Regions from separate parts of the Homo sapiens genome. Here regions 1 and 2 are each linked to region 3. Evidence: read pairs that join two places in POLR2A ChIA-PET (ENCODE). Cell type or tissue: OCI-LY7. All regions are shown on one strand. Each heading gives the region's core, and the rest is flanking DNA. Links, peaks and the distances in the headings are about the cores only.

Region 1 (8,012 bases), core at 1,872-6,871, 64 kb before region 3:
TCGTGAGTCACGTCACAATTGCCAGCCCTGAGGCAGTGTCTAAGGCTGTCCTTCCCAGGGCCACAGCCTGAGCTGACGCTGCTGGCTGTCTTTCCTTCCTACAATGCTGCCCTTCATTCTGAGGATACATCTTCTGCTTATTGTCACACGTTGGTTAATCCTTCTCAGTTTTCAGACTAACGACTGCTTACCTGCATTATTTCTTCATGGTCCCATCTTCTATCCTTGCGATCTGTAGTTCCTCTTTTTGAAACCTCCCAAATCAGACTTTTTGCCCTCAGGACATACCCTCAAAGCGACTGGGTAAGTCAACCTGTAGCACTCACGCTGATAAATCAAAACATCAGGTCCCCATTATCCTCAGCTCTGAACTGCCAGTGGAATTCAGCCCAGGCATTCACTGCTTATGTGTGAAGATGCTTCACTTCAGTGCCATGCACAAAGCATGCTCTCTTGCACAGACTCATGTCACCTAAGAGGCTACATCTTCAGATCACTAATTCCTACACAACTCACAAAAATGCTTGAGCCTAGTCCTTAAAACTTGCTCTCTTTCAGGTCAGATCTAGCCCCTTTACATTGAGTAGAGTTGGCTTCTCAGGTTTAGACTCCAGGTTTACCTCTGCAGCTTTAACCTTCACACTAACCCTATCCTTAATTCTAATCCTAACCTTAACCCTAACCCTAACCCTAAACTTACCCCAAATGCTAACCCTAGCAACCTAACCATAGCCCTGACTTTAGCCCTAACCCTAACCCTAACCCTAACCCTAGCACTAACCCTAACCCTGATCTCCAGGCTTGTGCCCTTCATCACCTGCTTGCCATTGCCTTGGTCACATAATCAGCATCTCACACATGTGACATCCAAAGATAGATTCCCAGTGTTACCAGACTGGCTCTTTCCACTGTCGTCTCCATCTCACGAACAGACAAGTCTCTCCTTCCTGTTCCAAAGACCAAAGAACAGGAGGCTAGCTTTGATTCCTCTCCTCACACCTCTGAGTTATCTCCCTCCCAGTAGCTCTAGCTATGAAAAGAGACTCAGAATCCATGGCATGTCTCCGCTTGCACGGCTGCTTTGCTGGGTTCATGCAGGCATTACTTGCCCTCTGGACTGTTGCAGTGGCCCTTGACTGCCTTCCCACTTTCTTTCCCTCCCGACACTGCTCCACCACAGGCATCCTCCACACAGCATCCAGAGTAAGCAACTAGAGTTCCATCATGCCACTAGGCTTAACCTCTGCAATCTCTTCCTGTCTCAACACAGGAAATGCCAGAGCCTGTTCAGGCATCTCAGGCTTGTTCTCCTACATTCTCTTTCCTTCCCTCAACTCAGCCACACTGGTTTCTTGATGTTCTCAATGATGGCAAAAATTGGTCACTTCAGGGCCTTTTCCAGGACTGGTCTCTCAGCCAAGAATGTTCTTCTTCCAGATTTTCCTGTGGCTCATTCCTTTGTTTCTTCACATCCTTTTGCTTCTCCTTAAAAGCATCATATTCTCATCCCCTGACACGAGGATAACTATGCCTCTTTACTGTGGTTGCAGTGATTTAAAAGAACACGCAAGAGAGCCTGTCGCTGTGTCTAACCTGTCATATATGCTCAATGAGTGGTGTCTGTCAGTGTTCTTAAAAAGTTATTTTTAGTGTAACAACTATCTTTTCCCTTCATTTTATGATTTTTGTTTTAATTCTTGATGACCTTTAACTTGCATTGATAGCTTCCTCAATCACTTTTTAAAGGCAAGAGTAGCAATTATCAATGAAAAAACTAGGATAAATAAGGATTCTGAAATATACTCATCATAGGACAAAGTATGCTGATAACCAGGACTCAGAGTTTGAGACTTTATGCACATTTCCCAAAATAAACTTCCTTAAAGAATGATTGCTTCTAACTTGTAAGTTTTCAGACCCTGGAACTCATCCAAAGTCCTAAGTAGTAAATGTGGGAAAACATCCATTGAGTTTTCCTCTCGTAGCTAAACATATCTCCTGTATTCCATGGAGAACTATCTTAACTTTTTTATCAATTAAAGAAAATGATTTGTGAGTAAAAACTTTTGATGGCATATATGTTGCAACAGTGAAGCAACTTAAAATCATAAAGCACTTATAATCAAATATCACTAAGTGGAACCACTGTGTCCTCTGTAGATGCTCTGACATTTTAGGATAGGAAAACCTACCCAGTAAAACAAACTCTCCTTGGAAAACACATTCTGTTCTCCACTTATTTGAGTTCATTTACAAACATTTTTACCTTTTAATTTACCCAACATTGAGGTAAAGTAGATTTGGACTTGAGCACTTTAACTGGAGGACCAACAGCTGCATGGTTCCAGTGGCCAAGTGAGGCAGCCACGGGGCTCCTCCAGGGAACACCTCTGTGTTCTCAGCACAGACACAGGGGCTGGCAGATATTTTTGAAGACAGCCCAAAAGTCTCTTCCATCAGCCTTGTTTGGGTTCCATGAGATGATTTTTTACAGCTTTCAAAAGGCCAAATTACTAAAACCCTCCATTGTAAACATGGGCTCTAGTAAGAGTAAACCAGACCCACCTCCACCAGCTTTCAGCACAGCTCTAGAGCAAGGCCAAGAGAAGCATCTGCCGCAGCCAAGCCCACCTATGTACTAAGCCATGCAGCCACCCACTGCCTCACCCACCTATGTGCTGAGCCACGCAGACGCCCACTGCCTTATCTTAAGTCCTAGGGTGGAAGGTTCTAATCACAGCCAGCCCTTCACCATTCTCAACAGACTTTAATGACCCACAGGAAGCTCCATGATCAAGTCTTCTTCTGCCCTCTTTCTCTAACTGCAAAAAGACTGCATAAGATCAGAAGCATGACAGAAAACATCCACAGGGGCATTTCTGATGTTTTTCTGCGCATGGTTTCTGGTGGTCTGCATTGGATAATCTTAAAGGTTTCAGTAGACATCTAAAAATATGAAAGCATCCTGTGGAGGAATTCCAGAGGCTTGCATTTCTTTTCCCGCATTCTTCTGTAGAGATTCCTTCCACGTTTGCTGTGTTTGTGTGTGTGTTTGGATGTATGGCAGGGAAACTTCAAGCTTCTTTGAATTATTTTGCGTTTCCTGCCCTGATAGAGCTGCTACAGGGAACGCTGGGCAGCCATTCACATTCGCGATGTGCTCCAGTGCTCTTCAAAGCATAGTGGAAAACAAAACGGGAAAACCTTCCATTCATGTTTTATTATCACCATGTCTGAATTTCTAAAAGCTGAGGTGTTGTCTTTTATCATGCCTTCTATGAAACACACAACATATGGATCTGTTCATGAGATGTAAAATTTGACAATACAATTTCTTAGCTTTTTATAGAAACCTGACTGTAAAGAAACCATTTTTGGCCGGGCACAGTGGCTTACCCCTGTAATCCCAGCACTTTGGGAGGCCAAGGTGGGCAGATCACTTGATGTCAGAAGTTCAAGACCAGCCTGGCCAGCATGGCGAAACCCCATCTCTACTAAAAATACAAAAATTAGCTGAGCATGATGGTGCATGCCTGTAATCCCAGCTACTTGGGAGGCTGAGGCAAGAGAATTGCTTGCACCCAGGAGGTGGAGGTTGCAGTGAGATGAGATCGTGCCACTGCACTCCAGCCTAGGTGACAGAGTGAGACTCCACCTCCAAAAAAAAAAAAAAAAGACACCATTTTTGGAGTTTTAATTTTATATTTTAAAACTTTGTCAAAGTTTTCAATTGTTTATCATTTTTGAAAGGATTTTCAGCTGGATGCAGTGGCTCACGCCTGTAATCTCGGCACTTTGGGAAGCCAAGGTGGGCAGATCACTTGAGCTCAGGAGTTCAAGACCAGCCTGGCCAACATGGTGAAACTCCAACTCTGTCAAAAATACAAAAATTATCTGGGTGTGGTGGCACATGCCTGTAATCCCAGCTACTTGGGAGGCTGAGACAGGAAAATGTCTTGAACATGAAAGGTGGAGGTTGTAGCGAGCTGAGGTTGCACCACCGCACTCCAGTCTGGGTGACAGAGTGAGACTCTGTCTCAAAAAAAAAAAAAAAAGTTGTGTTTTTTTTTCCCCAATCATCCCACCCTCCACCATGACCAACCCAAAAAATCAGGAATATTTGGAAAATAAACAGGCATTCAACTGATGCAGGACAGGCCAGCCCCAAAGCTGGGGCTTAGCCCAGGAGGGTTCTGGGCTTAGCCCACGAAAGGGAGGCAGAAAGAGAAATAGAAATGGAATCTCTCCCATTTCCCCTGTGCCATTTGAAACTGCCCAAGGGGATAAGTCATCAAATATTCTTGGCAATGACAGATATGGTTGAAATAAAGTTGTAGAAAGAAGAACAGTTTCATCTTAGCATCGAGAATACTGATCATAATTCACAATGCAGTTGCCCCTCCATCACAGGAATGCTCTTTCTGGGATGTGAACTTGGTCTACTCTTGGCTTCTCTCTGCATCCCTGGGCATGTTCTCGGGCACTGACCCTTAGGCTTGCACTGACTCACATCGTGCGGTGAAATCTTCTCCAACACTGCATCTGGAAGCATGGGTCTGCCCCAGCAGAGACCAGTGGGTGACCGATACTGACCCATCACTGACAGATTATTTCATTTGCTTTACCAAAAGCCTTTTTGTTTTACCTCTAGCTCTTTCTAGATGACCTATTAAGTAATAATTGTACCTTTGTAGCTCCCCAGACATGCTTTGTTCTTATCACAAAGACCACATAAAAATATGTAGGTTAGAAAGATTCCTTTGTCCTATTGAATGTCAGATTTAACTCCTTTATTAGAACCATAGCTTTTACTTCTTTAAGCTTTTATTTAAGCTTGCTTGAGTTAGATTTCTATTACTTACCACCGAAAAAAAGGTGTGATTATATATCTTACCTTACCTGATGTTTCCTCTCTTTGAATCCCTTTAACATTCTAATGGATTGGGCCCCTGACTGATTCACGTGAGAAATTATGCAAGGATATAGAGTCATTATAACAACCTTTCCCAGAATTTTTTTTTGGTAAATAATGTATGGTGTTTATTGCAGCCCCTTCTTTCTTTTCTTTAAATATGATAGTGAAAGACTCTAGAGGAAACATATCCACTTCCTAAAGGTAGGACAATGGGCTGAACAGCTTAAGTGTCACAGTCGTTCTTTAAATCTTGGTGTTCTGAAGATTTTTAAAGGCCCATTTAAACCCTCCCATTGAGTACCTAAAATGGCGAGAGTTCTATGTTGTCTGTACGACATCCATTTATTGTCAGTATCTGTTTAGTCTATACAGTTTTCTGATAGTGCTTTGGGAAACCATGTAATATCATGTATGACACGATGCAACATAAACATTCTTCCTAGGGCCTTTTATGCTCATGAATCATGGTGCTTTGCTGAGGAATGGAGGGAAGAACATATTGAGAGGGACTGGAGCTTTTGCTTCTATGTGTGCATTCATCTATCATTCCTCTATCTATCATTTTCCTTCCTTCCTTGAAGATATTGAGCATTCACCAAGAATCCAGAGAGAAGCTTAGTCAGAAGGAATAAAAAACACCACTGGGAGGTGGCACTCCAAATTATTTCCCAAATGCAATCTAACAGGAAGTGGAATAATTCCCATAAATGGAGTTGAGATCCAGTGTTTTCTAAAGGTCTGGTGAGGACAAGCCTGGTTACTCAGCAGGCAACAGAGGCATCACTTGAGGCCATTGCAGCCCAGCTTTGGAAGCCTGGATGAATGTGTCAGTCCAGAAGCTGCCGCCAGAAGTCACACCCAGAGGGGCAGCTTAGAACAACACATGGCAAGAAAAGCTGCTTTTAAAAACTGGAGGCATGGATGACTTCTATAGGCCTCTGCTGAGAGCAAATGCCTTATCAGGTTGGGGAGAGATGCTTAGAGAAAGATAGTGCAGTAAAAAGTCAATATTAAATTGTTTTTCTCTGAAGTGTCCAATTAGATGACTTTGAACAATTGTATATATTCATGTTAGCAAAGCCCAGAATGAGATAAGGGACTTTTTCATTTTCTTAGAAAGTTCCTTCATGGACTCTTCAAACACTGCCTGTGCCTGCATTTGTATTTCATATCAACAGAATCACACCATGTGCACTTTACGTATGACTCCTTTGATTTAACATAGTGAGCTTGAGATTCATCAGGGTGGCTGCCTGTGCATGTGGCTTGTCTTCACTGCTGGCTTGTTCCGGTGAGTGTTTGTCCCAGTTTGCTGATCTCATGACCACTTAGTGCACATGGGGTTGTTTCAGGTTGGGGATATAAGGCACAGGCTTAGGGTGGAGCTTCGTCTCACCCTTTGGATACTCAGGGCTGTGATTGCTCCCTGTGGAGGTGCTTGGCCCAGTCTATGGGTAGGTAAGAAAATTGTAAGCTGCACCCAAAAGGATAGGATGTTTCAGGTGCAGACAGGGTGGGAAAGAAATGCTCCCGGCAGAGGCACACCAGTGTTCCCAGTGCTGAAGCTGGCAAGTCAAGGCACATTCCAGAAACCCAGACAGTGAGCAAGGCCAGAGCTGAGTGTGCAGAGGGGAACGCATGAAGATACAGATAGAGAGGTAAAAAGGAACCAGGCCATGGAGAGCCAGGCGCCCGGAGGCAAGGGAAGGCATTTGAACTTGATTCCCAGGGCAATGACAAGCAACTGAAGTGTTTTAAGTGAGGAAATTATTTGATTCGATTTTCCATTATAGAAAGCTAACAGTTAGGTTACTTTCTGTTTATTTTCTTGTGGTTTTCTCTGGGTATATAGTAAGACTGTTTCACTTTCCTGTTGTTATACATTAAATTTTGTCCCCCTGCCCCCGCAAAAAAAAAACATATATTGGAGTCCTAACCCCCAATACCTCAGAATGTGATTTTATTTGGAGATTGGGTCTTCACAGAGGTAATCAAATTAAAAGAGGTCAGGATGCTTGAGCCGGGGAGGCAGAGGTTGCAGTGAGCTGATAATGTACCACTGCACTCCAGCCTGGGCAGCAGAGCAAGAACCTGTTGCAAATAAAATGAAATAAAGAGGTCGTGAAGGTGAGCCCTAATCCAATATGACTGACGTCCTTAGAAAAAGGGCAAATTCAGACACAGAGACAGACATGCACACACCCACAGGGAACAGGCAGAGTTCAGAGTGATGCTTCCCCAGGCCAAGGAATGAAACAGATCATCAACAAACCATGAGAAGCCAGGAGAGAGCTATGAACAGATTCTCCTGCACACCCTCGGGAAGAGCCAACCCTGCTGACACCTTGATCTTGGACTTCCAGCCTCCGGAACTGTGAGACAATAAACTTCGGTTCTTCTAAGACATTCAGTTTGTGGTACTACATGAAAGCAGCCCCAGAAAACTAAGACACCCGCCCCTCCTTTCCCTTCCGTTCCTTTTAGTTAGGATGACCTAAGAAGAAAATGCTCTCACAAATACAAGTTCTCTGAAAGGATGATCTTTACTGGCAGTCATTTCTTGAGATCCCTGTGAGTTATTGAGATAACACTAGTTCCTTGGAGATTTTGTGTGTTGAACACATACCTGTTTATACCATTAGGTGTTGAACGGCATTGGGGTTCAAACTTTGGATGGACTCTTTCAGAGACATGAATTTGTTTAGTGCTTAGATATAGTGAGAGCTTTTCCAGAAGATGCAGGCATAGGAAACACAGACCTGAAAGGGATGTGACAGTCCTGACTCTTATGTATTTATTTATTTATTTATTTTGAGATGGAGTCTCCCTCTGTCACCCAGTCTGGAGTGCAGTGGCATGATCTCAGCTCACTGCAACCTCCTCCTCCTGGGTTCAAGTGATTCTCCTGCCTCAGCCTCCTGAGTAGCTGGGATTAGAGGCACTTGCCATCAAACCCAGATAATTTTTGTATTTTTGGTAGAGACAGGGTTTCATCATATTGGCCAGGCTGGTCTCGAACTCCTGACCCCAAGTGATCTGACGCCTTGGCCTCCCAGAATGCTGGGATTACAGACATGAGCCACCACACCCTGCCGAC
Region 2 (8,012 bases), core at 1,885-6,884, 78 kb after region 3:
GCCCTTCTATGGATGTGCCGAACCTTCCACTCTACAGTGTACTCATTCTTCAAGACACACCTTTTCTAAAAAGACTTTCACTTCAAAGGCAAGCAAAATTACTATATTGCTTCTCTGCTCCTTTCCTATTTGGCAAGTAGTTCTATTACAGTAATGATCATATATTAAATATTCACTTACAACTATAAATTAAATTTTATATCTTTAAGAGGCCTACTGAATAAACCATAATATTAATTTAACTACTTCATAGGTAAAATCCATGAAGTCTTTGTCCAATGTGTACACACTTGTTTCCTAGGACATCAACATTACCACATAACGTCTTGTATAGGTTGAAGATGAATTCTCCTGAAAAATCTCAAATTGTCTGTGTTTTAAATTCCTTGGGTGCCCACCCTTTGAATTAACTAATAAATAATTTGAGCATGAAACAACATTCTCTGACCAGAGGTAGGAAAAGAAAGCTGCTGGCAATGCATCCACACTACGACCATCGACATAAGAACCTTGCCTTTCTTTGAATTTGTCACGTGTATTTACAAGTCTGTACTTGGGCACTGTCCTTTCTTTAAACACGCATTTACATAAATTAATTAAAATAAACAACTTTAACTGTCCTTCTGTTAAATAAGCACTATATGGTGCTATAATTTCTATGTTTTTCAAACTCTAGGAAGCCAAGAGCTATTTTATTCACAGTGCTCACTTTTTATCTACAAAAAGCCTGGCCTATACTGAGGGCTCAATAGAGGTTTGATGTGTCAATCAAAACCTGAAGACCATTTGGGTATCTGAGAACCCACCTCGACCCATACAACAGAGGTGCCATTGGGCTGTCATTGAAATGTTTTCTTTCATTTAATAAGAAAGGCATTTTTTCACATCTCCTGAAACAATATTTTACATTGTATTAAAAATAAATATAGATATAGGTTTACAGCCGAGTCTTGAAAAACAAGGTGGTAGGAATCCTAATCACCCTCCTGCATCGTCAAAGATACAACTTTTGAATCCACAAAGACGTTACTGCTAATAGCTACTGTTGACCCAAAGCTTTTCTGATAGCATGAACAGTGGATTAATACATATTTTGTGATATATGTATATATAAAAGTATATTCTTATAATAAAGTAAGCTAGGAAACAGAAAATAAGATTAAGAAAATCACAAGGAAGGAAAATATATTTACTATTCTTTAAGTGCAAGTGGGTCATAATGAAGGTCTTCACCCTTGTGGTCTTCACATTGAGTGGGCCGAGGAGGAGGAGGAAGGAGAGAGGTTAGTCTTGCTGCCTTAGGGGTGGCAGAGGCAGAAGAAAGTCCACATGTAGGTTGACCTGTATATTTCAAATCCATGTTGTTCCAGGGTCTACTGTAGTATATATCATTGTGGATTACATATATAATTGTTCAAGAGTCTACTGTAGATCTTATAACATATATAATCAATATTAAATAAATTATAGTTATATATAATTTATTGTATATAAATGGTGACTTACTCTCTAAAGCATAAAAATATATCAGTTTTCCATGACAATGAGCTTTTCTAGCAATAGTCCAACAATATAAGTGTATTCAAGGGGATTCTACCTGGCTTATCACAATAACTGAATATTTAAAGTTTCCAGTAACAAATGTAAACAAAGAAACCACTCACATGTTGCTGGTATGTCAAGCTGAAATGCCACAAAAGCCATTGAGTTACTTGAATATCTAAATTAGAACATCTAAGAAATGGTTAGACCATATTTTGCCTAAAGATAGATTCATAAGAGAAGGCTGATTTGGGAAGTGTTATGCAAGGAGTTCAAGAATTTGGGTAATAAGACACTTTTCCCAAGCCCCACAGATGATCCTGAAGGAAGACTGGCCACTGCCCCAGCCCTCTCTAGGAATGTCATTTTCACATTTGTTTGGGTGGAGAGATGGGAGGGTGGGGAGGTAGAAATCCCTGGCTGTGCAGAATTCCTTGCTGGTCTGGTGAACAGTCAGCCTCCAGTAACCCACAAGGAAGACATTTGTCATGTCTCAGCTGCATGTGGTGGAGGGTTCATCTGCAAGTTAAAATTTGGGAGAGGTGAAGAGAAAAATCTCAAAGACAAAACAATAAGGCCCGAGATTCTGAGACAAGTGTTTGACGCATAAGATATGCACGGCTGAGTATTAGGAGGTTACTTGGAGACAATGGCCTATACCCATTAATGGAAGTTCTGAAATGTTTACGGAGACAGGAGACTGTATCCCTCACCGAGAGGGGACAAGCCCTGGGCACCCTGGTGCACACAGCAGCCTTTCCAAAGCACTCTCTGCTCTTGCGGGAAGTTTGGAAATACACTTTAGCATTCATGCTTTGTAGCTGATAATGAAATGTTTTAGGGCCGGGGCATCTGCTGTAACCTGAAATTGCATGGCCTTGTATAGTGAGGGCTGAGAAATTGCTTTTCTTCTCTGTTCTATTTTGTCTATGTCATTTTATCTTATTTTCTTGAAAAGGAAATGAGTACATGGGCCTTATCTACAGTGGTGTACATGCTGGGTGCCAGTGTTTGTATCTGTGTGTGCAAGCACGGTCTGTGTGGTGCCGTCCTCCAGTTGATCAGGGGAAACCTGAGAAAGAAAACGGATCCAGGCCACTGAGGACAGCATCTACCCCCATGACTGTGCAACTTTTCCCACTAAATCCACTGGCCAGTTTTGTCAAACTATCAATCAAACACATTGGTAAGGAGCCGCTGGAGAAGTCAGTTGACTTCTCAGCTAAGGTAGGTATGTTCTAACCTAAGGTGGGTATGTTATTTTAAGGAAATAGATGCAGAACATATACCATTAACACTTAAAATGACTGGAGGCATAGTGTTAATAGCAACAATCATGTGAGCTCACCTTTATTGCTCCTGGCATGCTTTAAAGGATTTTCGTTGTCGCTGTTTTTTACGTTTCTCAGCCTATAAACTCACAATAACCTTGTGTTAGTTTATTGGGGCTGCTGTAGCAAAGTCCCACTAACAGAGCGACGTGAATAGCAGAAATGCATCATCCCACAGTCCTGGAGGCTGCACGTCCAAGGTCAGGGCATTGGCAGGGTTGGTTTCTTCTGAGGCTGTGAAGAAGGTGCTGTCTGCAGCCTCTTCAGGAGCTGCTGGTGGTTTGCTGACTCTCTTTGGCATTCTTTGACTCATAGAAGCATCACCCAGTTCTCTTTCTTCCTCTTCACATGGCGTTCTCTCTGTGTGTATCTAAATTTCTTTCTTTTAGTAAGGACACCAGTCATATTGCATTAAGGCTTATCCTAATGACCTCAGTTTAACTTGAATACCTCTGTAAAGACCTTATCTCTAAATACAGTCACATTCTGAAGACCTTAATATATGAGTTTTGGGGGAGATACAAGTCAATCCATAACAAACCTTACAAAGCACTTTCTAAAATGGTCCCCAGTTTGCAGTTGCAGTTGTGGAAACTGAAGTGCAGGGAAGTCAGGCAGCTTACTGAGGTTTACATAGATGGTGAATATCCGAGCCTGAGTGTCAATCCAGGTGAGCTGGATGGACACACACACACTCAATGGCACTCTTCAACTCCTCACACTGTCTAGGAATGACCATATTAGGAAATGGCCATATTGGTCAAGAGAGGGAAGGGTCATCCAGGCTGAATTTCCAATCTTTTGAGATCAAAATTAGAGAAAATAAACTGATATTATTTGAAGGCTTTTTAGCTTAATGAAACATGTGTCCCATTTAATAGAATTTTTATATTCTCCCACTGTACCACATAGTAACTACTTTAAGATAGTTAAATTTGAATATAAATCCTATTCTGGGAAAAGGACTCTTCTGTGTAAGACTTGCAATTTCTTATATAATTGAATATTTTCTGAATAATAATGTGATAGCCTCCCTCTCTCTCCCTCCCTTTTTCTCTCTTTGTTTCTTTCTAGAATAACTTAAAATGTAAGGGTCTGTTTAAATTCATATATTCTAGTACTGGGCCTTAGACATAATTAACAGATGCACAAATTTGCAAGCTATTTTACTAATTTGTTCATGCCAACTTGAGGTAAACACAGAAAAAATAAATAGAACAATAACAAACTCTGGAGGTTTTTTTTTTTTTTTTAAAAATTGTAGTGCATAAAAAGCTTTAGCTCTCCGTGCCCTTCAAACAATTTGTTGGAAATGTTAAGCAAAAATTTTCTGCTTCATCTATAATTCCCAAAAAGAACAAAGCATGTTGGTTCTTCCTGAAGTTTGTTTTTTATTTTTTATTTTTGAGTACTGTTCTAAGTGTCATTTAGAATCCACAGTTGGCCCAAAGGGTCAAGAAGAAATAGAGATTCTGCCAGTCCTGGGAATGATTTCCATTTCTCCCTTGTTTTCCAACCTCCACTTCTATTCCTGCATTTTAAGCTCATCTCCACTCTGAACTATTCTTCTGAAATGATGCAAAGCTTTTTCTGAGATGGCAAGTAGGCTTTGTTTTGCAAATAAACCAGAATACCTATTGCTTGCATACATTTTTATTCTCTCTGAAATGGGAGATTCTATTTTTAGACCATGCTGTGAGATCCACCCTCTGGGTCTCTGTTAGATGCCAGGGACAAATGAAGAGCTCTTTTGAGGAATGCAAGACAGTCTCAGCGGTCAGCATGAGAGACAGTCAGAGCTCTTGCATGAAGGTCAGCTTCTGATTTCAAATCTCAGTGTGAGCATTTGCTGCACCAGTTACAGCTCCATCAGCCTTTTAGCCTATGGAGGAATATGAAATCTTTCCATCACAGACTGGTTCTCTGGTTTGTAATTCTCAAATCCAGAAGGGGACATTGAGATGGTAGACTGAAGAAAACCTGTTGTTGTGTGGCCCTTGAGCCTCTTTTTTCAAGTCAGAACCTCTGCTTCGAGAATGTATGAGCAGGTTTCACACAAGCGACCCTGAACTAGAAAGACAGCCAGCCCCAGCACCATCCTGTAGTTGGTTATAATTTTGGCCTTTATCCTTCCCCCACCCTTATATGTCCATATCATGTATCCACCCTGGTTATTTCCGTTTCCCCTGCCCTTTTTCTTAATCACTTCTTATTTGATTACATGCAATTCAATTACTCAACAGAATTCACCATGTTCATAAATGCCTTCATTGCTTGCAGAGTAGAGCTCAGAGAGCAAAGTCTATCATGTACTTTTTACAAGCACACAAGAGGAAGTTGATTTATTCTGATGCACAATTTCTTTCCGATGAGAGCGACCATCTTCTTCCAATTACTTATCTAATTGCAGTGACTCACCAAAATGGAAACTTCATGTAGATACGAATTAGTATTATTTTAAGGTATTATCATAATAGTGCATTCTGTAATAAAGATGTTAAAATATTTAAGATTGGTTCACTGGACACAAAATAGATCTAATGGCATATCCTTAGGTAATGACCTCATTAACCATAGTTATTCTAACCTGCTCCCTAAAATCCACAGCAGATATATATGGTTGGATCTTAATAATCTAATTTTCTTGTCTCTCACATAAGATACAAACTGGGTCTGTACTTTGCCTACTAGTAAGCCCCTGAATAGCATCAATTGGAATGCAAAATTGAGTGCTAATGGTGTTCTTTATTAACATACACTTTTGTAATGAATCTCATTTTAGATATGCAAATACATGAGTTAGCTGACTTGCTCCATGACATAGTCAAGAACCCACATCTTGATAGCCAAGAACACAGAAGAGTCATTCCTCTAGAAAGCTTCATGAAAATCCCCTAAATTTAATGCAGACTGCACTCAGAATTTAAAGAAATGCTTTACTCTTCATCCCTGTTCGGGTCTAATTGGCACACACATACGAAAAGGCAGAAGCCCTGCTCTTCATGGCCAGGGTTCCCCAGTGGCTGGCACAGGGCCGAGCTCATTCCAGACCTTCAACAACTTCTTCCTGGCTGATTAAGGATGGATTGATTGGATTGACTTAGGAAGGGGAAGAAGGATGGAGGAAAAAAGGTTAGAGCTGCCCTTAATTTAACAGTTTTGCCTGATTTTAAAATACGCACATTTTTTTTCTTTCAGGATGGTTAAAGGGACAATGTCTGCAAAAGAAAATTAAAAATTCCATGCATCTTTCTTTCTAAATGAATTTCCGTGGCTTTGTATTTTGACCCCCTCCCTGCCAAAGAAAGGAAAACCAAACAGGCATAAGATAAATTTTCATTCTGTTTCATACAAGGCATTTTGTGTATTCCATAATCAAAATAATCATCTCCCAAACATGGCTGATAACGAACTTACAAAAAAATAATGCAATGACTGACTTTACTGAACTTTAGCAACAGAAGCAGTATTAAGATTCACTTCCCATTCCCTGGTATTTGATTCTCCTGTTGTGAGTGTGGGAATGGCTGAACTCAGCAGAGGCTGTTCATAGTTAATATGTGGGGACATTCACGATGGAAGGCAATTTGCCAATATTCTGTAGCAAAGCAAAAGTAAATTTGTGATTGCATCTTTTTTTATGCAAACATTTTCGAACAATGTCTTCAAGGGAAATGAATGCTTAAATGTATATGTTTCTGATCCACAGATTCCTGCAGTTTTTAAAATTATTACACAGTACCACATTATCATAAATTATTTTCATGCAGGAAACTAGGGTTTATCTTACAGGCAATTAAAAGCTTCTGTTAGATATTCCCAGCATGACATTCTCTAAGCCATTAGCTTTTTGTAGGTCAAACACATCTCATTGACTTTGAAGCACCTTGGGCAGTGGAGATTGGTCCCCTTCGACTGTGCTATGTCATTACCAGTTCTTCTGTGTTGTTATTTTCTGACCCTCGACCTGTGACTCTGTGTGATTGTGATGGAGAGGAACTTTGTCACCAATATCAAGTGAGGTATTTTCATTGTTTTCTGGGTCAAGAGAGAAATGATTGTTTCCTCGTTAACCTTTGGAGTTATAAGAATTTGGTTTGTCTGATCTTTGTGTGTGTGCAATTGAAGCTCTGAGCTGGATCACATCACATTTCTGGGTTCACGCTGTCTATGTTTGAAAACCAGAGGCAGAGATCTGCGAGTCTAATCTTCAGATTCAGGGGGTCAGCCTCCGGAGTCTGATGCTGGTTCTGCTCCCGTACCTGTTGTGAAGTGTTGGGGAAATATCAGGACCCCCCAGCCTTAAAAAGGATGCAAGTATGTAAAAGTGTTTGGGACCTCTCAGCTGCAGAGGAACCTGTGCTTTCTTCTGATGGCTGCTCTGCTAGCAAGGCGGCAGGGAGACGCTCAAGACTGCTCTCCTAGCTGTCAGTGCCACTGGTATAGCTGTCAGTGCCACCGGTAATATTCCTCGCAATGAAGAAAGACTGCTGGTATTTGATTGCTTTTCCCTTTCTCATTCTCTCGTACAGTCTACGTTGCAGGGCGCAAAATTCCTGCACTCAAACACTCCATGCTTGCCAAGGTCCACATGCAGAATAGCTGGCCCACAGAAATTCTCTTACCTCGACTTTCAGGGCAAGCTGAGGCTTCTAAGTGAGAGACCCCTTGTGCTCTCTGGCAATGAGCGGCCTGTGCAGTAATTGTACTTCCCATTAAGGTGTAACTTCCATCTAAAGCCTCTCGTCTGTTCAGTTTCTTCTGAAAAGAGCTTTATTGCTTTGTGTTTTGTGCAGAGATTGAAACTGATTATTATCAGATATGAAGAAACCAGCTTTGTTTTAATCTTGATAACTCCCAAAGGGATTGCTGCAGTGACTTAATATCTGTAAGTCCTCAAATCCACCTTTACTTGGATTTTCCATTTTAAATTGTTCTCAAAAACACTTTTCTTCCTCCCTCTCTCTGTGAGAGTATTTTTACTTGTATTCATCCATTCTTCTTTGAAACATAGTACAGAAATGATCAATGCTTAATCATAGGGCCAATATTATAAGAATTTATTAGTTAATATTTGTAAAGATCTTTGATGATAAATTAATGCATTTAAGTAGTAAGCCTTCCTCAATTGTTATGTAT
Region 3 (8,012 bases), core at 1,018-6,017:
AGTGATCAATAAAGACAAATACCTTTATTGGGTACTCATCTCAAGCTCTAGGAATGGAAAAATACAAAGATGCGTAGTCCGTATTACTCCTTCAAGGAGTTTAATAATTAATTGAACATAAAATTCCTATATATGTGTATAAATACATATATTTTAATACCTACACAATGAAAACATCATTGTGTAGCAAGTAGTCCTGTAGGAAGGTTAAAACCTTGTTTTCATCCTTATCTTATTTTTCTCACCTCTCGTAATCCAAACTATTGAAGGACATTGTTGAAGCGAGTAACAAGGACTAAAGGACCAGAAGGTCACAAAAAAGAATGCATCACTGAAGAAATAAAAAACTAAATAAATGACTCAACTTTTTCTCACAAAGCTAGTCAATAAATTCAATGTTTTAAATGTGACCTGTGGACACCATTTAGACAGGTTTAGAAATATTGTATGTTGTTGAATCTGAGTCTGAATGGATTCAATGACCTTGTGAAGGAAACAATGACCCCTATTTTGTCTAGTGAAACATGTAGCATTTACAAGCAGAACCTACTCCAATTAAAATAGAACTAAAATTAAATTACTTAAGCATCCAGCATACTAAAAAAACTAAAATCATCATTTTACTCACAAGGTAGAATCAACCTAAGTTATTTATCTCTGTATCCAATCCTTAAATACTTCGTTAAACTTGCAAAATTTTAAAGTTGAATAAAATTCATCAACGTTTATCTGAGTGTGTTTCTGCTGTGTGCACATATAATTTAATATAATAAAATACTTATTGGATTTTGACATTAATTTTCATCTTAAATGAAAGCTGCTGCTATTTCTTAAATTAGGTAGACAACAGAGCAGTCTCTATTATAGTACAGTTAAAATCCTCCTCTGTGAGCCTATCTTCTGTCCTGGAATACACATTCATTCACTAAAGGTTAATGAGCACCTACTAGTCCACCAACTTGTGTTAAATCAATTTAAAAAAATTCCAGCCCTCATGGAGGATACTTTTTACATAATTAATTATAAATATAACATGTAAGTAAATTATATGGTATTCCAGAAAATGATAAGTGCTAAGAAAAAAATAGGGTAAGAGGTATCTTAAATGTTGGGTTTTGAGGGGTTGGGTTGGAATTTTGAGAAGAAAAAAAAACTGCTTAGTGTAGACCTCTAGTTGAGGAGATAACTTTTGGTAAAATCTCCATCATTAAGAAGGCCCTAGACTTTGGACTTCTCAGCCTCCATATGTATAAAAAAAATTCCTTTTTAAAATAACTTTCTCAGTTTCAGATATTCTGTCATAAACAACGGGAAATGGACTAAGACACTGGAGCCCAGGTAACATGACGCAGGGGGAGATGGTGATGTCTTGAGTGAGAGCAAAGACCTTCAGATGAGATCCAGTGCGTTCAGGGTGGTATGGCCACAGACAGAACAAAGACCTTCAGGTTGTAAGTGCTCTCATTCTGCATCTTGAAGGAAAAGACAAGTGTCCTTCAATAGTTTGGATTACAAGAGTTGAGAAAAATAAGATAAGGATGAAAATAAGGTTTTAACCTTCCTACAGGACGAATTGAACAGAATTTTGATCAATGGAGAGTGTGTGATGAGTACTACAGTAGGATCAGATAGAAGGGAGAGGACAACACCTCCGTTTTAGAAGTAATAAGCTGGGTATTTATCAGAAAACCAGGCAGGCAAACGGACTAGAGTTAATGAGCACGTCCAGCTCCAGGAAAGAAATCTGAGCTGGGGATGAAATCTGAGCACCATTTGCATGTGGATGTTCTTAAAGAATGCATGAGGCTAGATGTGATCTTGAGGGGCCAGAGCATAGATGGCAAAGGGCTGAAGAAGGCTCACACCTTGAGGCACCAGCAAGCAAGAGGCTGGGAACAAGAGCAGGAAAAAGCAGAGAAGCCCAAGGAGATGGGATCAATGAGTTCAGGGGAAAAGGGGCAGACCTGGGCAGTGTCCTAGAAGCTAAATGAGAGCAGTGCTTCAGCTAAGAAGGCATAGCAACTCCTTTATATGAGGAGTGAGAATTAGCCATGAAACTTCACAGGCAGGTCATCGTTGGTGCACTGGACAAGAGCAGTTTGGTTGGAGTATGGAGGTAGGGTGAGATGAAAGCCTCATTGGAGAAGGTTCAACAAGAATAGAGTGAGAGGAACTTCACACAAAAGGTATGGGTGATTATTTGAATGAATTATATTGCAAAAGGGAGCATAATCTTAGCTGGTAGAAAAAGTAAATCAGAGGAGCTATGTTTGCAAAGATGGTATGATAGCATGTTTGCATGCTGGAGGGAATGATAGGGGAGAGAGAGAAAATGAAATAATGTGGGAATAAAAAAGAAGGGTTCCAGGAGCTGTGTCTTTGCAAAGGCAAGAGAGGATGACCTCTACGAACAAGTGATTGGTTTTGCACAGGGGGAGGGATAATGTATCTATAGGTATAGATGGGAACTTAGAATGGATGGTTACTGGTGGTGCTACGTGGGAAGCTATGAAGACACAGAAGTTCTCTTCTGATTTCTTCAATTTTCCCAGTAAACAGAAGGCACAGTCATCATCTGAAGGTGATGAGGCCGTGGGAGGTAGTGAAGATTTCTGTAGAGGAGAGCTATTAAGTGAGAGTCTAGAGAACAGATAAGGGAAGTGGAATATAGAATTATAACGTTATTACAATGATTGCCAGGCCACCATCAGGATGCAGTTGTGTTGTGATTGTCAATGTTTGAAATGACAACACTCAGGTTGGTTGTGTGATTTCCTGTCAGTGTCAAAGGCACAGCTGCCGTTGCTCTACATAAAGACTGTGGCTTGACCAGGTATCCCAAAACTAGACAGGGACAAAGGAATGGAGGGTTTAGCCAGCCAGAGATCACTGGGCATTGTGTAAATTCTTTTACTATGGAAGATAGTTGTTGAAACAAACAGAAAAAAGACAATGTGGAGGACACAGAGAAGGTAGAAGAAAACTTAAACAAACCCACCTTCTTCTAGACTGTCGAATATACACACACCTACTCAGTCTGTAAGCATGAATGAAGGAGATTATATGGCAGTCTGTAAAAGGGAACACTGGAAATAGAATATTAAACATCACTGCTTTTCCTGCTACAGGTGATTAGTCAGGGGCCATCCTTCTTAGGCCTGTGGCTGCAGAAACCACTGCTGATGAAACACCCTTATGCTACTATTTTAGAACAAACCATTCTCTGGTTTTACTTCTCTCAGGGGAAGACTGAACACCCGTGTTAATTATTATGCAGAGCAGTTTGGCTCTTGTTTCTCTAAAGAAGTCTAAATCACCTATGTCAGGAAACCTTGCCTGCCATTATGAGACCAACCAATTAAGGCATTTTCCTTAGGCCTATAAATCCAAACTCAAAGAGTAGTTTTTAAAATAACCATTTCCTTTTCTTATTATAGTATCACTTAGAATTATCTACTCTATTGTAATTAATTGGTCAATTGTCTGCTTCTCTCATTAGAAATCAAGGTCTTTGAAGTCAGGTACTGTGGTTTGTTCACTATTGTTTGCCTAATATGAAACTATTTGGACCCTATCAAACATCGTTCATAAAAATTAATGCCAGGTGGGTTACAGATCTAAATGTGAAAGGAATACAAAACACTTCTAAAGGAAAAGACAAGGGTATCTCCGTGCCCTTGGGATGAGTAAAGAATTCTTTAAAAGGACTCCAAAAGCACTGAGTATGAGGGAAAAATTCACAAATTGGACTTCATTGCAATTAAGAACTTTCATCAAAATACACCATTAATAGACTGAAAAAGCAAGCTACAGACTGGGTAGAGATATTTGTAATCCACGTGGCACAAAAGAATTGCATGCAGAATATGTAAAGCAGTTCTTAAAATTAAGTATTTATTTATTTTTGAAACAAAGTCTCACTCTCCCGCCCATGCCGGAGTGCAGTGGTATGTGATCATGGCCCACTGCGGCCTTGAACTTTCAGGCTTAGGTGATCCTCTTGCCTCAGACTCCTGAGTAGCTGGGACTGCAGGTAGATGTCACCACACCGAGTTAATTTAAACTTTTGTTGTTGTTGTTTTGATGGGGTCGGTCTCACTATGTTGCCTAGGCTGGTCTCCAACTTCTGGCCTCAAGCGATCCACCCACCTCAGCCTCCCAAAGCACTATAATGACAGGTGTAAGCCACTGCGCCCAGCCAAAGTTCTAAAAATTATTAAATATGACAGTCAATGCTATAGAAATAAAACCTGGAGAACTGAACAGGTGCTTTACAAAAAAGGCTACATGAGTCACCAATAAGCATATAAAAAATGTCCCACATCACTAGTCATGGGGAAATGCAGCTTAAAATCAAATGAGACCTCATTGCTCCCCAACCAGAACTGCTGAGTCAACATTGGTGAGCAATGGCAGGCCGTGGCAATGACAGGGGCCGCCTGAATGCTCAACCCTTGTTGGTGGAAACCTTGGCATGTGTAGCCCATGTGTGGTGGTTTCTCCTAAAATGGGACATACACATTCGGTATCACCCACATTTCCACTCCTAGGAATCTATCCAACCAAAATGAGGACAAGTGTTCATAAAAAGATGTGTACAAGAATGTTTATGGTGACACTCTTCATAACAACTCCGAAGGCAAAACAACCAATGCATATGAAGAGCAGAACGAGGACACTGTGGTGCATTCAAAAAACAAGATTGTTTCATTGCGATTTTCAAATGCAAAACTCATCTCAAGTGTGAAAGACGGAATAGTGGATGCTTTTGGTGAGGGTAGTGACTTCTAGGGCATGGGAGTATCTGAGCTGCTAGCAATGTTTTATTTCCTGGTCATGGCAGTGGTGACACAGAGGTGATTGCTTTGTGAAAATTATCATTTTTTGCACTTCAATTGTGCATATTCTTATGATGTGTGCACTTTTCAGTGTGTAAGCTACACCAATAAAATTCCCTCAAATTATGTGTTCAGTGGTAATTAAAATTCTGCAATTATTTTTTAAATAAAGAAATGACAATACTGTGAGCAATCAGTTGAGTTGGATGTTATCATGAACAAGAAAGAGGAGAAGCTTCACCCTTGATCAAGAGTTTCCAACATTCTCTATGCCTCTGGAGCCATAGAGTGGGAATTTCAGTGCTGATTAAATTCCAGTCTGATTTTTTTTTGCATTGTCATAGCTTTGTTACTTAATGAGGTATTGTAAGAATTCCTGCTATTCCTTCCATGGTTGTTATAAATGTTGACATTAAAAGACCTTATTGCAATAGTAAAATGAGCTCTACAACCAATGGTTGCCTGTGAGTGATAATGGGGCCATGACCTTATAGGATTTACCAGTCACTGCACACCTAAGTCATTAATTTGCTAAACACTTTGTGCAATCCCAACTATGAAAAGTACTATACGAGCCAAAATTCTATTCTCTCCTATACGATGATTAATCATGTTTGATTAATACGATGTAAAATATCATTAAATAATTTAAATGCAGGTGCATGGATTAAAGTTACTCTAGAGCTTTCATGACATCAACAGTGACAAATTATGTGCAAGTTTAAGTTTGCACAAGTGATTAATCTGCTATTCTGCAGTTAAAATTAATTATTATTAATTATTATGCTCATATTTACATGACTGGTTCAAAATATGGCCATTAATGCACTGCATTTTCACAAAGTTATTTTTAAATGTAATCTTACATACTTAATGTACGGCAAGTACAAAGAGCAAGAGAGAATTGGCTCAAAATTGTAATTTTAGCTGTTTTAGCTTCAGGTTTAGCTGACTAATTTTTATTAAACAGCCGAGGTTATTAAAATATTTTATTTGTTCTGTCTGTACAGAGGCTAAATAGGATTGTATTATTCTTATAGTTAAGTGGACTGGTATATATGTTTCCAAATTTTATCTGTAACTATTGGCATGATTTTCTTTTGAACAATATATTCGGATGTTCTCAACCTGTCTCATGAGTACACTTACCCAAGAAGTGAATGAAGAGGAGGCTTTTAGATGCCACAGAAGCAGAGTAGGAAGATTCTAGAATGAGAGAGCTGAGACCCACATTAGACATGAGGTGTTGCCTCTGTTGCCCTGCTGGGAGGGTTTACTTGAACCACTTCAGACAGATATTTATCTTACTCTCCAGAGATAGAGATTTTATAGCTTGTGTACAATATGCGATGGTTAGCCACTCTTTGTTGTTTGAGAGTATGAGTGTATAATAAAAATAACCTTTAAATAGTAGCCACAGTACCAAGAACTTCCATTTATTCGGTACCTATTTGGTTCTAGACCTTGTTTTGGCTCTTCACATTTATTGTCTTGTTGAGATTTTAGAAAACATTTTCTTTATTACAGTTGACAATACAGAAGCTTGTTTGTCTAAGGCCGTTAATGACACAGGTCTGACTCCTGGTGAAGGACTTTTGGAAAATCAAATCTACACAGGGAAGAGCTAAGTGATGTGTATAAGACACAATCTATTCATGTAAATGTCCCCTCACTTTTCTTTCTGGAGGTCAAACTATCATATGTTTGTTGCTTACCTTGAGAGGCCTATTGACCAGGATATACAGTAAATGTCTTTTAGCTATTTTTGTTAAAAGTAATGCTTCAACTGGTTCCCATTCATACTTGCTAGTATTTATCCCTGCAGTGATACTCAGATATACATGGAAGGTGAAGGGGAATGAAATTGAATATATAGTGTGATGGTTAATAGTGAGTGTCAACTTGATTGGATTGAAGGATGCAAAGTATTAATCCTGGGTGTGTCTGTGAGGGTGTTACCAAAGATTAACATTTGAGTCAGTGGGCTGGGGAAGGCAGGCCCACCCTTAATATGGTGGGCACCATCTAATCAGCTTCCAGTGAATATAAAGCAGGCAGAAAAACATGAAAAGGTGAGACTGGCCTAGCCTCCCAGCCTACATATTTCTCCCATGCTGGATGCTTCTTGCCCTCTAACATTGGATTCCAAGTTCTTCAGTTTTGGAACTCAGACTGGCTCTCCTTGCTCCTCAGCTGGCAGACAGCCTATTGTGAGACCTTGTGATCATGTAAGTTAATACTTAATAAATTCCCCTTTATATAAAATAGAATATATTTTATTTATATATATATTAGTTCTGTCCCTCTAGAGAACCCTGACTAACACATACAGTGAGACATTTATTAAAACTGAGGTCCAGAGAGGCAGATAAAACTGAGGTTCAGAGAGCCTACAGGCATGTAGGGGAATAATTAATAAACGAGATAAATTGCATTTTCCCTCTTTATTTTCTTTGTGTTTTAGTTTGGTTAATTTTTATTGACTTATCACATAATTTCACTGACTTTTTTCCCTTGGCTGTATTGAATTTATGATGGGTTTGTTAAATGCATGGGATTTTTGTTTGTGTATTTATTGTTCTATTTGACTCTTTCTTAGAATTTTCATCTCTCTGCTGAAATTCTCCATCTTTTCACATGTTGTCCACCTTTTCCACTACAGCCTTTAACACATCTCTGTCTCACAGTTACATTTGGGCCACCTCTGAGTCTGGTTCTATCGATCATTTTGTCCCTTGAACATGCTTTGTTTTCCCTCACTTGCTTTTTTTGCTCAACACTTTTAATTAATGTCAGATATTATGTGTAGAACAGTAAGATGGAGATTATTATTATTTATTCTTTGACATGAGTGTCAGGGAGGAAATATACTGTCTGCTCAACCCTCATAAATTCATAGCTGGGACCCTTGTAACAAAACAAAGTTTAACAAAATAAAGATAAGCAGGTTTATTAATGTATACAGCACACATCACACTGGAGAAACCCCAGTGAAAGGTAACTTGAGGCAACAGCTTAGAACTCTGGCTCATATAACATCTTCAACCAAGAATAATAAATTTCTAGAGAAATGAAAGGACAAAGAAAAACAGCCTTAGGCTTCCAAAGGCAGAAAATTGTGGGAAGGTGAATAGATGGGAAGAAACCCCTGGGGTAAGGTTTATTTGCGGATTC

The links. Peaks named below come from ENCODE experiments on the same cell type or tissue, not always from the same donor. Only the 100,000 strongest peaks of a DNase experiment are listed, where the experiment ranks them.
Region 1: POLR2A ChIA-PET joins it to region 3 with 5 read pairs; 6 of 35 experiments call an interaction of 5 or more read pairs at or near these places.
Region 2: POLR2A ChIA-PET joins it to region 3 with 6 read pairs; 3 of 35 experiments call an interaction of 5 or more read pairs at or near these places.

The regions. Positions count from the first base shown.
Region 1 is chr10:4,068,448-4,076,459 of GRCh38, forward strand. All of the region lies in intron 4 of LOC107984195 (a long non-coding RNA gene), which reads left to right. Among named protein-coding and RNA genes, the nearest start is that of MIR6078, 81 kb to the left of the region's middle. In OCI-LY7, for the core only: no CTCF peak of the experiment used is centred there; no DNase peak of the experiment used is centred there.
Region 2 is chr10:4,210,482-4,218,493 of GRCh38, forward strand. The region is part of intron 2 of LINC00702 (long intergenic non-protein coding RNA 702); the gene reads right to left. Among named protein-coding and RNA genes, the nearest start is that of LINC00702, 29 kb to the right of the region's middle. In OCI-LY7, for the core only: no CTCF peak of the experiment used is centred there; no DNase peak of the experiment used is centred there.
Region 3 is chr10:4,133,134-4,141,145 of GRCh38, forward strand. No RefSeq gene overlaps it. Among named protein-coding and RNA genes, the nearest start is that of LINC00702, 110 kb to the right of the region's middle. In OCI-LY7, for the core only: no CTCF peak of the experiment used is centred there; a DNase peak (open chromatin) is centred at 3,198.